Linked DNA regions of Mus musculus: region 1 is linked to region 2. Evidence: chromatin loops called from intact Hi-C (ENCODE). Cell type or tissue: gastrocnemius. All regions are shown on one strand. Each heading gives the region's core, and the rest is flanking DNA. Links, peaks and the distances in the headings are about the cores only. Region 1 has its middle 96 kb from the start of Gm25204. Region 2 holds the start of Ghitm (growth hormone inducible transmembrane protein).

Evidence for each region. A loop is a pair of places that touch in the nucleus more often than their neighbours do. Peaks named below come from ENCODE experiments on the same cell type or tissue, not always from the same donor. Only the 100,000 strongest peaks of a DNase experiment are listed, where the experiment ranks them.
Region 1: a loop joins it to region 2, with 3 times the contacts of the local background. A loop is called at or near these places in 21 of 42 quality-filtered maps.

Annotation. Positions count from the first base shown.
Region 1 is chr14:36,860,310-36,867,356 of GRCm38, forward strand. No RefSeq gene overlaps it. Among named protein-coding and RNA genes, the nearest start is that of Gm25204, 96 kb to the left of the region's middle. In gastrocnemius, for the core only: CTCF peaks have their summits at 2,282 (motif pointing left) and 3,988 (motif pointing left); DNase peaks (open chromatin) are centred at 2,277, 3,432 and 3,989; H3K4me3 peaks cover 780 bases; H3K27ac peaks cover 229 bases.
Region 2 is chr14:37,131,446-37,138,492 of GRCm38, forward strand. It overlaps Ghitm (growth hormone inducible transmembrane protein), which reads right to left and starts at 3,877. Exons shown (of 9, transcript NM_078478.5): 1 at 3,750-3,877; 2 at 2,188-2,358; 3 at 1,726-1,825; 4 at 93-204. The coding sequence starts at 2,319. In gastrocnemius, for the core only: no CTCF peak of the experiment used is centred there; DNase peaks (open chromatin) are centred at 3,937, 4,375 and 4,890; H3K4me3 peaks cover 2,265 bases; H3K27ac peaks cover 1,927 bases.

The DNA.
Region 1 (7,047 bases), core at 1,535-5,534, 270 kb before region 2:
GCCAAAGAGCTGGTACCGTGGCTGCCCAGAGTAATGGATTCTGTCTGTGCTGCTCTGGCGCAGCCTCAGCTCCATTGCTCTGCCTCATTCCACTAAGACAATGAGGTGGGATGATCTCTGGACAAGGCTGAAGCCCGAGAGCTAGCTGTGTTCCAGGGCCAGGGATGAAAACCAGAAATCAGTGTGTGGGACTACGCTATCCCAATGCCTCCTCTCACACAGATCCTGCCAGGCATATGGAGGGGTGGGATGGGAATGACCTATTGGGATTTACTGTCTGATTCTGCTCTTCTTTAGCTTACAGCCGGCCAGTAAGCGGGTGTCTGTGTGCCATGAAAGAGCACTGAAGTGGGTCAGCTCAGTCTTGAGCACTGGGCTCTGCCCTGGCTGTAGTCCTACTCTCTGGGCACAAGGCAACCAGAGTGAAGCCAGACACCTACCAGAAAGCCACACTGAGTCCTCAGAAAGACAAGAGCCAGTGAGGGCTCGAGACGCCACAAAGCCAGCTCCTGACGTCAAGTAGAATGAGGAATGGTATCCCCTGGCATGCTGTGGTGACTGACACCCTGAGGCCATACATGTGGGCTCATGTATCAAACCTGGGATGACACACTCCCATGGAAATACACTGTCTTAGGGCCAGAGATGCAGCTCAGCTTGAAGAGAGTTGCCTTGGTGAGCACGGAGCCCTGTGTCTAATCATCAGCACTTAGTAAACCCGGGCTTAACTACATGGCTGTAGTCCCTCTACTACATATAGAGAGAGAGACTCACACACTTGTCCAGGCCTGACAGGGTTATCTGGAAAAGGAACTTTTGGTGCTAGCACCAGGAAGTCTGGGTCAGAGAGAGAGGAGAATTAAAGATTCAGTTTGAGGGCATGAGACCCTGCTTGAAAATAAATACATAATACATACATACATACATACATACATACATACATGCATGCATACATACATACATACATACATACATTCCTGCCTATAAAATTGCACACAGCACACATGCTTTCACACACATACACATACTTAAGACAACATACACACATACATGTACATATACAAGTGTAAGCATCTACAGAGAAACCCAAGCGTACAGTTCCACCCCAAACCACAGACGCAAAGATGCATGTTCACACATGACTCGCGGCACAACATACTCATCTCTACCGTCCAAGGGTCTAGGTCTGCCCTCCTCTAACAGCACCTCCAGGTCCTGTGGCAGCCGTGCAACCTCATCGGGGTAATACAGACAGCCAGGGAGCTGTCTTCATACAAAGCTGGCTCCTATCCCTAACCATCAAAAGGTGCGCTCTGGTCAGGAACTGCAGGGATTCAGGAGGAAAGGGCTTTGATAGAAGAAATCTAAGAAGTTTCTAGAGGGTGCAGAGCTGCAGGAACTTCAGGCAAAGAGCAAGAGGAAGTAGAGCCCTTTTGGACTATGAATGCTGGTGTCATGTGACGGACAAGTCTTGTCCCCATGAAGCTATAATTCCCACTTAGCCGTCTAACTGCAATGGGGGAGAGTCAGGGATGAGCACCGGGATACCCTATCACAGGAAGAGCTTAGCTTGCACTTGCTGAGGGAATGAGACTGAAAGGACACCCAGACAGAAGCTTGGGAGGTGAAACCCCTGCATGAGACACAGCACGGCGACTTTTCAGGAAGGACAGGCACAGGCGTGACAGCATCCCTATGGCTTTAGCGTCCTAGGACTATTGAGGGTCAGAGAGGTTAGGTCACTTCTTCATGGTCATACAACAGATGTGGACTGAGGCTTGTGTGAACACAGAACTCTAAATCCTGCATCCCCTAGCCCCGGCCAGAGTGTCCACTGGTGACCTCCCAGCCTTGGTTTCCCTGAAGTTTAAGTCCAGTCTGCTCTAGTAGAACCGGTGTCCTATGAGCGGTCCTCAGCGATTACCCACAGGTCACAGGTGGGAGGCCAAGCAAAGGCCTGGGGAAGATGGCTGGTCCTCACAAGGTACAGCCAGTGTCACCAGTAACCCATCTCACACACTTGCCCAGGTCTGACAGGGCTGTCTGGAAAAGGAACTTTTGGTGCTAGCACCAGGAAAGTCTGGGTCAGATTAGAACTAAATGGAACTCCAAAGGTCACTAGGCTAACTCCATCCCCAAAATGAAGAACATTGGAAGGATAGAGCTGCCCTGAGCAGGAGGCCTGACTTCCTATAGGCCCATACAAGACACTATCAAGGACCTGTATCAGGAATTACGGTGGGACCCTTGGGCTGACCCAGTGGCCCGCAGCTCCCTCTGCTGGCAGAACTCAGTCTGGCAACTACAACCTGATTAGCTATTCAAATTCAAACATCTCTGCCTGTCCTTCCGGATACTATATTCTGAGCGTGATCTAGTCAAGGTATTGCAACTGTGATCTGCTGCCTGCCATCCCGAGGACATTCACCTTCGTGCAATCGCTCATCACAATGCAGCAGTGGCCTTAGTTTTACAGGCATCTCAGTCTCTGGACGTTTCTAGAGCACGAGTCAGTGTTTTTCTGCAGATGCAGTTCTGAGGGCTCCGAGGGCTCCTGGGAAATGTTCTGCATGTGTATCATATCTGTCTGTGTATTGATCCAGCTCTAGCTGACATAAGTGAGAGGGTGGGGAACCCTCTGGGGGCCAATGAAATAGCATCCATTACAGGATTCCTGTCCTGGGTCTCAGATCAAAAACAGGTAAGTCACATATAACTCACAAACACACAGGCGGAACATGACAGTCGGACACACAACACCTGCGCCCCTCCTAGTCTCCAGTGTTTCTGGACAGGTCAACGTGTCTTTAATAGAGGATTCATACTCATTTATTTCTGTGCCAGAATGCAAGCTTCCCAAAGGCTAGGATTAGTGAGGCTTGCCATCCCATAATCCCCAGTATTAGAAATGAGTTTAGCACAGGAACACACAAAGAGAAAGGATGCTATACTTGCAGAGTGGTGCCTAAAATTTCACTTATTTAAAAAAAAACACACACACACACATACACACAAATAAAAATCTCTTTTGTGGTTGCCCTGGTCAGCAGGCCATTGGCAGCAGCCTGTGGTCTCTGGACAATGGTGGGGAAGGGGAAGAAAATAATTTCTCTGAAGTGCTCTACCACCCTCAACTGCCCCCGTGCACCTCACTGCCGGGCCTAGGAGACACAGCAGACCAAGGTGACGTGTTCAGCCAGAAAACAAGAGCAGAGTGCACCAGCTCACCTAGGGCTCATGTCTGACGTCTCTCCTCCTGATTAATCGTGTGTGGCAGTGCCTGCTTGGCCACCTATGGATGGTGTACGCAGACTCCTCAGACTCCAGATAAGGATCACCAGCACCTAAGCCTAAAGTCAAGAATCTACACATCAATCACAGACGGCAAGGACCCGGGGCTGCAGGCCAGTATTGAACTGCTCACCATCCTTCCAAACCACTGGAACTGAGGTCCGCCAGCCTGCCTCTGGGTGCCCAGCCTGGGAAGGCACAGCAGGGCCCCAGTTTGCCGGTGGGACATGTGAAGTGCGACTCTTAGAGCAGGCCCAGAAATCACTCTTCAGAAGACAGCGATCCCCTCCCAAAGATGAATGAAAAAAAAAAAAAAAAAAAAACCTAAACAAACAAGCAAAAACTATGAGGGGTACTACGGGCACCAGGAGATGTGAGCAGCACCGTCGCTTGTTGCTTTGGCCTTTCAGCACATCCTGTTGTGAACTTATTCCCCTCCTCTCGCCTGCATTTGAGAAGGTCTAAGAGAGGCCAGTGCTGTGTGACTCCAGGGTTGCAGCTAGGGTGTGATTTCCAGACCAGCCAGGTGCTCTGCTGCTTGGAAATAGGGCTGTCCACGGTGAGGCATCCGCAGACCTCCACCAGACCTCCAACTCATCCCTCAGCAGGCCCAGAAAGTCACCTGCCTGCAGGTTTCACTTTCTCCAGACCTGAAAACAGTGCGCAAAACTGCTCCGTAGAGTGAGCTGCGCGCCCTCGTGTGGCCGTGTTTGGGAATGCAGGTCTGGCCATGTGATCACACTAATGCAGGAAGCCCCATCTGGAGCAAAACAAAACAAAACAAAACAAAACAAAACACCCAGAAACTCCTGGACACATCTTCGTTGAATTTTGCGGATTAAGAGACCCTTAGAGAAACTGAATTTCTTATAATGTCCCCTTCCTATATAGAGGGCTGCAAGTGGCAAAGCCCAGATTCCTATACCACAAAGTAGCTCTCTTTCTGTATTTGCCAGGGTTCTCTAGAGTAACAGAACATGGAAAGACAGACAGACACTCAGACAGATACACAGACACACAGAGAAATAGACAGAGAGATATAGATATTAAAATCGATACAGATAGATAAATATGTATATGCTATGTGTTGTATTATGACTTATTCGAATCATTTATAGCCTGTGCTACAGCTAATCCAACAATGACTGCCTATGAATCTAATATTTGTTTAGTCCATGAGACTGGATATATCAGCTGGCCTTCAGTATACGCAGGAAAGGACTTGCCAGAGGGCCCCCATCTGCTCATAGCGGAAGGGGAGCGGGAAGGATTTTGGGAGAAGTGACCTGGGGGGGGGGGGGGAGCAGTGAGCAGGATGTAAAGTTAATAAGTAGGAATTAATTAATTAATGTTTTAAAAGAGTAAGAGAAGGCTAGGAAAGTACCTCAGAGACTGAGGTGCAAAATCAAGGTCCCAGGCCCAAGTCCAGCACTGCAAAACTAAACAAACTGGAAAGGCAAGGAGCCCACTCAGGCAAGCAGCCTTCATTATTCCGGCCAACTTTCCTGGGTTTGATGCCACCTTTGATTCCTAGACTTGTAATGTTAGGTGCTCTAGCGGTTTGAATGAGTATGGCTTCTACAGGCTCATATATTATGAGCTTAGGTCCCAGTTGTTAGAACTGTTTGGGGGGGATTAGGAGGTTTGGTCTTGTTGAGAGAGGTACATCACAAGGGGTAGGCTTTGAGGTTTCAAAAGACTCAAGCCATTCTCAGCATCCCTTTGAGGATCAAAATGTGAGCTCTTAGCTGCTACTCCAGCGCCATGCCTGCCTGCCTGCCTGCCTGCCTGCTGCCATGTTCTCCTCCATGAGAACCATAAGAGTCAAATAGACTCTCTCGTCTACAGTTGTCTCAGTCATGGTGTCTTATCTCGACAACAGGAAGATAACTGAGATGAAGGTCAAGGACTTTTCCAGGAATTCTGCTCCACTCGGTCATCATGCAGAGCAGAAGAGAAAAGAAAAAGAGCTGCTGACCGTTTGCTGACAGAGAAGAGCAGGTGAAACTGTGGGCTCTGAGGAACTGACTCTTAACACTTTATATAACACACAACGCATAGCCCCGAGAAAGATGAGCTCGACTAGGGCCGTGGAGGCTTATGGTCTCAATGTGCTTGAAAACACAAGCCACATTTGGCTCTTGAGATTTGAGTGGCAAGAGAAGCATCTTTTGACTCTGTCTGTAGCCTTCTCGGGACCAAAAGGAAGCTTTGGAGGCTGTGCATATAGACCTTACCTGGTCCACTTCACTGTCTCTCTGAACTCAGAAGGGGACTGCCAGATAACGGGAACTAACTCTACAGATACAGGGCTAGGAATGGGGCCATGGCCCGGAAGGTGAATGGTCTTGCAGCCAAGCCCCTGAGTCTCATTGCTGGGCCCCATGAAGGATAGAACTGGCTACCCCAAGTTGTCCTCCCACCTACACACACACACACACACACACACACACACACACACACACAAGCATTCATACACACAAAGAGACAGACAGACAGACAGACAGACAGACAGACAGACAGACAGACAGAGAATAAAGGAAAGAAATACATTGCCAGGCAGATATTTGTTTTGTTATGTTGGGTTTTGCTTTGTGCTTGTTTTATGTTTTTGTGTTGTGTTATCACTGTGATGTTGTGTGTTTTTCTGCATCTTGTTTGTGATACAAGATTTTGCTCTGTAGACCAGTCTGGCCTCAAATCTTTGATGCTCCCCTACCTAGCCTCCCAAGAGCCAGAATTACAGACACACGTCACCACGCCAGACCGTTTATACAACAGCACATTCTTTAGAAGTCACATTTGAAATATTAAAAGAATTAAATTTTTCTGTAATGATCCAATATGATATAGTACACTTCAAAGTGTAATAATTCAAAATTTAAAATGGAGATATTTTAACTTGATTTTTATTTAAAACATGGTGTGGATTTTAAAATTCTAAGACGTCACAGTTCAGAGCAGCTTTGATTTGAATTCTCTGTAGTCACATATAGTCATCACAAGAGCACAGACCTAGTGTTCATCCTTGATTCATGTCACAGAGCCCCACAGTTAGCCACTATGTCAAGGGACAAGGTATTGGACCCTCGGTGCTGCCTTTGACACATAATTGAGCCAAAATCACAGGGCGTTTCCATCTTAAGTGACTGTCCCAGGAAAAAGGGACCAGGGTGGACCAGGGCTCTTCCAGAAATTAAATGAGGAGCCTAGGCTGGCTCTTTCAGTAAATCAGCGTCCACACCACGGTCACACCCAGTGTGCTGTTGTTGAGCGGCTATTTAATTCCAAGACCAGAAACCTGTTATAAACTGTTCGGCTTTTCGTGGACAGTAAAGACAACGAGATGTTTGCTTCCCTATTTGATTTGGACGTCGGAATACACAGGGAAATATTACTCTTCATGAAAAGATTGCTCTGACCCCAGGGCTCTAATTGCATGTATTTTGGAATGCTCTTGATTTTGAAAAGTTAAGAAACTGTTTCCATTTGTGGAAACAGACTCCAGATGCATGCATTAGGAAGTTGTTTGCCAATTTGACCACTAGGTGGCGGCATTATATAATAGAAGACACCAAACTTCAACTCCATGTAGGCCATTTTCCCCAAACTGTAGAGATTACTCAAGAGCCTCTTCAAAGTTCCAACGTGCTATCTTGCAAAACTTGGCAAAATAATACTAAAAGTTACACGGAATTTTAAAACTTAATGAAGCAAGCTATAGAAGCAAGCAGATTTCAAGAGCTTTCAAGTAGC
Region 2 (7,047 bases), core at 1,534-5,533:
GCATTCCAAAAGTGACTAGAGACGGAATGGGAAGGAAACAGGAGCGTTTATTTGAAGGAAAGGTTTTGGTTGTTTGGGAACACTTTACTTACACAGCCTTTTCGATAGCTCCAATCTCATTAGACATTCCCAAGCCATAGTAGCAGAGCGCTCCAAGACCAACAGCTGCTCCTCCAGCAACAAACCACCTTCCCATTTGATCGACTGCAAGCACAGCAAGAAACACAGGCTAGAATCAGCACAATTCAAGTAAATTAAAGTGCTGGGGTAATGAGTCAAAATAGTCAGGAGGGGAACAAATTATAACTATTTCTTCATGGTAGTCACCTTGGGGATACAGATAGTTCTCAACCTGAGCAGACCAGAAGGACACTTCCGAAACAAATGTACAACAGTCACTACAAAGAACAAAGGAGCAGTTTGATAAAGAGGTCCACACAACTGTTAAAGCACTTGGGAGACTCAGCAAAAGATCATGAGTTTCAGCCTGGCAACTGGATTTACACAGCAAGAACATATCTCGGATGAATAAATACTCAACAAACAGTAAAGAAAAGGAAAAATGCGAGAGAAATGGCATCAGTCATTCCATATTGTGCCTAAGGTATTAACCCAGGTGAAGCTTTATGTGACTCTAGAGAACCAACAAACAAAAACACTACTGTTTATGTACCAACAAAGGGGCAGATAGTCTTGCTTTAAAATATTGAAAATGAGCTGGGCAGTGGTGGCGCACGCCTTTAATCCCAGCACATGGGAGGCAGAGGCAGGAGGATTTCTGAGTTCGAGGCCAGCCTGGTCTACAGAGTGAGTTCCAGGACAGCCAGCGCTACACAGAGAAACCCTGGTCTCGGAATATAAATCAATCAATAAATAAATAAAAATAAAAATGAAAATGTATCAACTCTACTGAGGCAGGTGCTCATAAAGACCACACCTTACTCTCTTCAACTTAAATTTGTTCATTAAAAATGTTACTGGAAAATCTTGATTTCTTCTCTGTGGTCAAGACTTTTATCAAAAAGCAATGCTTTTCATGATACTGATAGGGTTCTCCTCAGTATATAATACAGTGACACTTCGAAAACTATTAAGTACAGTGCTTCTGTTTAAATAGTGTAGGCAAGATTAGCAACCTGGCAGTCTGGTTTCAGAATCTTCAAAGTTAAAATCCAAACTATGAATCAAAATGGCTTCATTAAGGTAATACCCTCCAAGGGGCTGCAGATATGGCTCTGTAGTTAAGAGCCCTTTGCAACTCTTTCAGTTCCGTTCCCAGCATTTACTTCAGATGGCATACAATCACCTATAACCCTAGTCCCAGGTGATTAGATACCTTCTTCTAGCCTCTGTTGGCCTCAGCACACACCTGGCACAGTCACACAGACATACACATGACTAAATAGAAATTGACATTCACAAACATGTGCTTGAATGAAGATTCTAAATAACTTGAAATAAACTCCCTAAACAGGCTCTACCATTTTAGATAATAGGATGATAATAAATTTGGTTTTTCTAAAACCAGTAAATCTTAATATAACCAGGAACCATGAAACCCAATGCAAAGCACCAATCTCTTTTGGGTTATTGGATCCCCAAAAACAGAAGTACGACTTTTCTTGCAGAAAATACATATATACATGTTTGAATGTATTTTCAGGAGGCTGTTTGTGGACTAAACACATGCACAGGCTTCACATTAAATACTTAACTTCCACCTACTTTTAAAGATTTTTTCCATTGATGGTTCCAAGGCTGCCTCTTTCAGTTCTTGTCCAGTTTTCCCACGGTGAGTCCTAATTCTTGTCTTGGTAGCATATTCCTGACATAGACAAAAAAAGACATATCACCCAGAGCTACAATAAAACATAGGATCTTTTTAAACTAATGTAGTATGGACATAAAAGTTATCTAATATATTAGATATGGGAAAGGTGCAGGACCCCTCTTAAAGCATTTGTGATAAGGAGGGACTGGAATGATGTGAAGTGGCAAGGACAAAGCTCACTGGAAACTTTACTGTCACTTTAGAAAAATCACTGTTACAGTAACTAACTAAAGAGTAAGCTACTCCCAAGCAGTGAAACTCACAGAACAGCCCACTAATCAACCACCATTACCACCAAATTCTAAAACAGAAAATCTGAATGGGGCGGAAATCCATACTGGAAAAGCATGCTTTACCCTGCTGGGTGTTACGAGCCATTGGTTCTTTGTGATGGAATTCTTCACAAGTGGAGAGGCCTTGGTGATGAAAGTGGGCTGGAAAACCCTGGAAGGTAGTGTCCGGAGACACACAAGCCTTGCAGCCAACATGGTGGGCGATACACCGGTTTACTAAGCAGATCTGAAATGCTAGTTAGAAAGGTAGAGGGGGGAAAAATTTAGTTAATTAAGAAGGAAACATAGTAGCCAAAATCAGAAGAAACTTAATTTAAATAGAAGAAAAAAATCAGAACAGTGGCCTCATTAATTTTTAATGCTGTATCCTTCCCTTGTTCCTTCTGACTCAACAAATCTAGTTTAGAATGGGCAGCCAATGATATAAATCCAAGTTTGACCAGATATATGTAATACAGAATCAATGTTATTATGTTGACACAATCACAGATTTTACAAACATAGCTTGGCCTGATATTTACTCCATCATTCAATGAGTAAAAGTAAAAGAATCTGTGTGACATTTCAGCACAAGAAAAACATCATCCAGAGAAAAGATAACTAAACCACTCGAGACTAAAAACCATGAACAAAAGCCAGGCATGCAAATGTCTACCAAGTAGGTCAGATGTTACTTCCCTTTAAGATACGACAGATACATTCAAATTAAATTATTCCACTACATAACATTCAATCAAAATAAACAAAATTGCCCTGCTAGGTTTCCCTGTTAAAACACCTTCTGGTATTCTTAATAGGGTAACCCCTGCCCCCAACATTCTAAAATTGAATTGTCTCAGTTCCAGTTAGACTATATCGATAAATAGTTAAGTACACGCCTTTCTGCGATGCTAAAGGCACATTTCTGGTCAATGAGTTGTGATGAATTTTAGGCAAGTGATTTGTATTTCCGCTTTCTCCCCATTTGTAAAATATTTAAATACAAGAAAACTTGGCCAAAATGGGACTTTGAAATCGCCCATGAATTACCCTAAAACTATAGGAATGTAAAGAAGTTTTAACTAGCACCTCCAAAGTTAAGAATTTCCGGAACTACGAAGTGCACACAGCTCTAGGCATCTGACCTTGCGGAAAAAACCCGGAGCCCTTTTGGTACTTTCATGCCATTACATCATCTCAACCTATGGCTTCAGCTTACTGACCCGAACAGAGCCTACCTAGTCTGCGTGGCCTTATGTCGTGGAACAGCCAAGAGGGTTATCTGCCATATATTTAAGTGCAGATTCTGGACGTCTGAAACCGGCTCCTGGGCTGGGTCTCTACGAACTAGTGGCGACCCTTCCTAACGCTTCCTTGAGCTTGAGTGTTCGGATGCGCCCGGTCCTCCCCTCTCACCGCTAGCCCGCTGCCTCCGCGTCCACGCACCACCCCCACGGCACCCGATCGCCGACAGCTAGGGCCCCCGCGCGGGTCCCCGAGCGGCTGACTCAGCATCCCTCTGCCCAGGGAGATGAAGAGCGAGGACGAGCCCGGCCTTCCCGCCCCGCCCGTAGCAGCCAGCCCAGATCCCGCTGTGCCGACGCCCGTCACAAGGACTGGAATTCTCAGGCCTCGCGAGGCAGTACCTCAGCTCCGGTCACCTCTACCACGGGGCTCCCTTCCGGGTCACCGAAACTCAGAGTGTGCGACCTCCCTCTGCCCGCTCCTCCGCAACCGCGCGACTCACAGCGTCACGCAATATCCGGACAAAAGGTAAATAGTACAAGCAGCCAATCGAGAGCAGGCTTCTAACGGAAGGGCGGGCGCAGTGGCGAAGGCGGGGCTTGGTTTGGAGACCGGACCAATGGAAGTTTGTGTTTCGAAAACGTCACAGTCAGCGTCCTTTCTGGGTCCGAGTAAGGAAGCCGACACTGGCAAACGCTTTGGGCATCTGCGTTGTGCGTTGTGCGCACTCGCTGCCAATAGGTGTGGGGGCGAAAAAGGGAGTTGGACTGGTTGGCAGCGCACTCCTTAAGTCCCACTTTTTGGGGAGGCAGGTAGATCGCTGTGAGCTCTAGGCCAGCTTAGAATTACTTTTGTTATTGGATTTAGGTTTAACAATGAATTTTCACATTTAAATTGGATTTTGTTCTATTTAAGAGTCATTCTTAAAACACGTTTTACGCCGAGAGTAATTAGTTTGGGTTAATCGTCTAGTCGCGTTGGCTGGCACGAAATTAACTAACCCTTAGAGGTATAATTTAGTCAGACTTTCGTTAACTGCTTAATTTTTATCACTGCTGGGGCTGTGGCTAGGCAGGGTGTCTTGAGCTATGTGAGAGGTACTTGACGCGCTCTCCTTTTCATTCATTATGCAAATGTTAAGGGATTTGATACTGGTTTAGTGAGTTCTGCATATATTAATTTACTTTGAATTAATTATAAGGCCAGGACCAAATCTTTTGTATTTATGGAATGACAGAACCCACCTAGGCATTTTCACTACTTTGCTTTAGCTATTATGCTACATGAACTCATGTATGAACATATCAATACACAAAATTAACTTGAGCATTTTAATAAAGTTTATGTTTTTATAACTTATGATCAATTTTTTTTTTGTATGTACTGAAAACTAAGCCTTAATTTTAGGAACTTTTAGAAGTTAGATGGATAGTTAAACAATCATTGGTTGAGTTTCTTGTTTTGGGCGTTTAGCCAGAAAATAACGCCAATGGTCTATATAGTAGTGAGTTTCAGAATGGCCAGAGTAAGACAGACCTAGTCTGCGGCAGGGGCTGGGGGTGGGGCATAGTGTCAAAATTGAATAACACATTTTTTCTAATTGCCATAAAAACATTCCTACCAAATGTGGCATTTTTTTTTTTTTTAAATTAGAGCCAACCTGCTTCTTGAGTGTACTACTGATGGTGAGATCTAGAGGGGTTTATTTCCGAGTTTTTCTTTCCTTTCCTTTCCTTTCCTTTCCTTTCCTTTCCTTTTCTCTTTTTTTTCTTTTTTCTTTTCTCTTCTTTCTTTCTTTCTTTTTCTTTTTTACCTTTTGACTTTTCAATGACATTTTTGTTTGTTTGTTGTCAAGCTTCAGGCTCCACTTGAGTAACAGAATACATACAAACCACTCTTCTTGTGAAGGTTTTTATTTATTTTATTTTATTTTATTTTATTTTATTGTGTGTGTGTGTGTGTGTGAAGGCTACTGAAATGCCTCAGTGGAAAATAATTTATTACAATAAGAGACATGTCTCTTTTATTTTTGGTTAGGAGCCTGACCTTTAGTGCTTGAGCCATCTTTTCAGCCCAAGAGGTTATTTCTTGGTATCCATGAAAGAGCACCCTCCTACAACTTTTGATAGAATCAAACCAAGAATACTTCCAGTGTTGCACAAAGGAATACACAAGCAAAGTGAAAGTAGATCGGTATAGCAAACTATTTTTGTTAATAAATAAAAAAGTATGTGTGATGGTTTATATGTGTTTGTTCCAGGGAGTGGTACTATTAGGAGGTGTAGCCTTGTTCGAATAGATGTGTCACCGTGGGCATGGGCTTTGATACCCTAGTCCTAGCTGCCTGGAAGTCAGTATTCTGCTGCTGCCTTTAGATGAAGATGTAGAACTCTCAGCTCCTCCTGCACCATGCCGGCCTGTATGGTGCCATGCTCTCACTTTGATGCTAATGGACTGAACCTCTGAACCTGTAAGCCAGCCCCAATTAAATGTTGTCCTTATAAAAGTTGCCTTGGTCATGGTGTCAGTTCACAGAAGTAAAACCCTAACTAAGTGTGCAACAACCTAAAGCAGGATATCGAGCATATCTGGCAGGAAGTTCACTTGCTTTTTACTCACACCAGGATGACTCTCTCTGTTCCCCATTGACTGGGGAGCCACCTTACAACCTTTATGATTAACTAGTTTTAAAAGAATTTGTGCAAAGAAATGGAGAAAAATGAGAAGGTAACAGCCTTTTAATTCACCCAAATTCTTGATTACTTCAGGGCTTTTGCATAAACAACAGTTTTATCCAGTGGTGTGATGGTGAGGCATTAAAACATTTGCCTAAAGGTATTACAAGAAATGTGAGTGGGAGCCTGATAAAAACGTTTGCATCAAAGTCTTACAAGGTGGACTGGAGAGATGGCTCACAGGTTAAGAGCACTGTCTGCTTTTCCAGAGGTTCTGAGTTCAATTCCCAGCAACCACATGGTGGCTCACAGTCATCTGTAATGAGATATGGTGCCCTCTTTTGGCCTGCAGGCATACATGCAGGCAGAACGCTGTATACACAGTAAATCTTTTTTTTTTTTAAGTCTTACTGAAAGGAAATAAAACTGTAATTCATGTAATGTATGTTAAATAGCCCAAAGAGTTGTTTCTGAGCTTTGAAACCTGGGGCTGAGAACATAGCAGAACAGACCAGGACATGCCCGGGCAAGCCCATCGCCTCCCTAGCTCCCACCCCTCTGACCTAAGTTAAATGTTACAGGCTGCTGATGTTTAAATGGACCAATCATGTGGAACTGTGCCAATTCCTCCCCCAGCCCCACTCCTTTTCTATAAAAACCCCTAGCTTCCAAGCCTCGTGGTCGAATCCACTGTCTCCTGTTATGTGAGATACGTTTCGACCCGGAGCTCCGCCATTAAAAAACCTCTTGTTGTTACATCAAGGTGTTGTGTTCTATTCTTGGGTGCACGCCGAATCGGGAGCTGAGTGGGGGTTTCCCCACTGAGTTCTTTCATTACAAGGTGAGGAGATAAAAAGATTTGAATCCCTTGTCATAAAACTTTTACACTATTTGACAGAAAAGACTAATTAATAGGTCGTATTAACCGTGAAACCAATATTTACTGGGTGTTCATTTTGAACCATGTACTGTAATAAGGATGACTAGTAACTGAAACATATGCCTTTAGGCACTTATTTTCTGG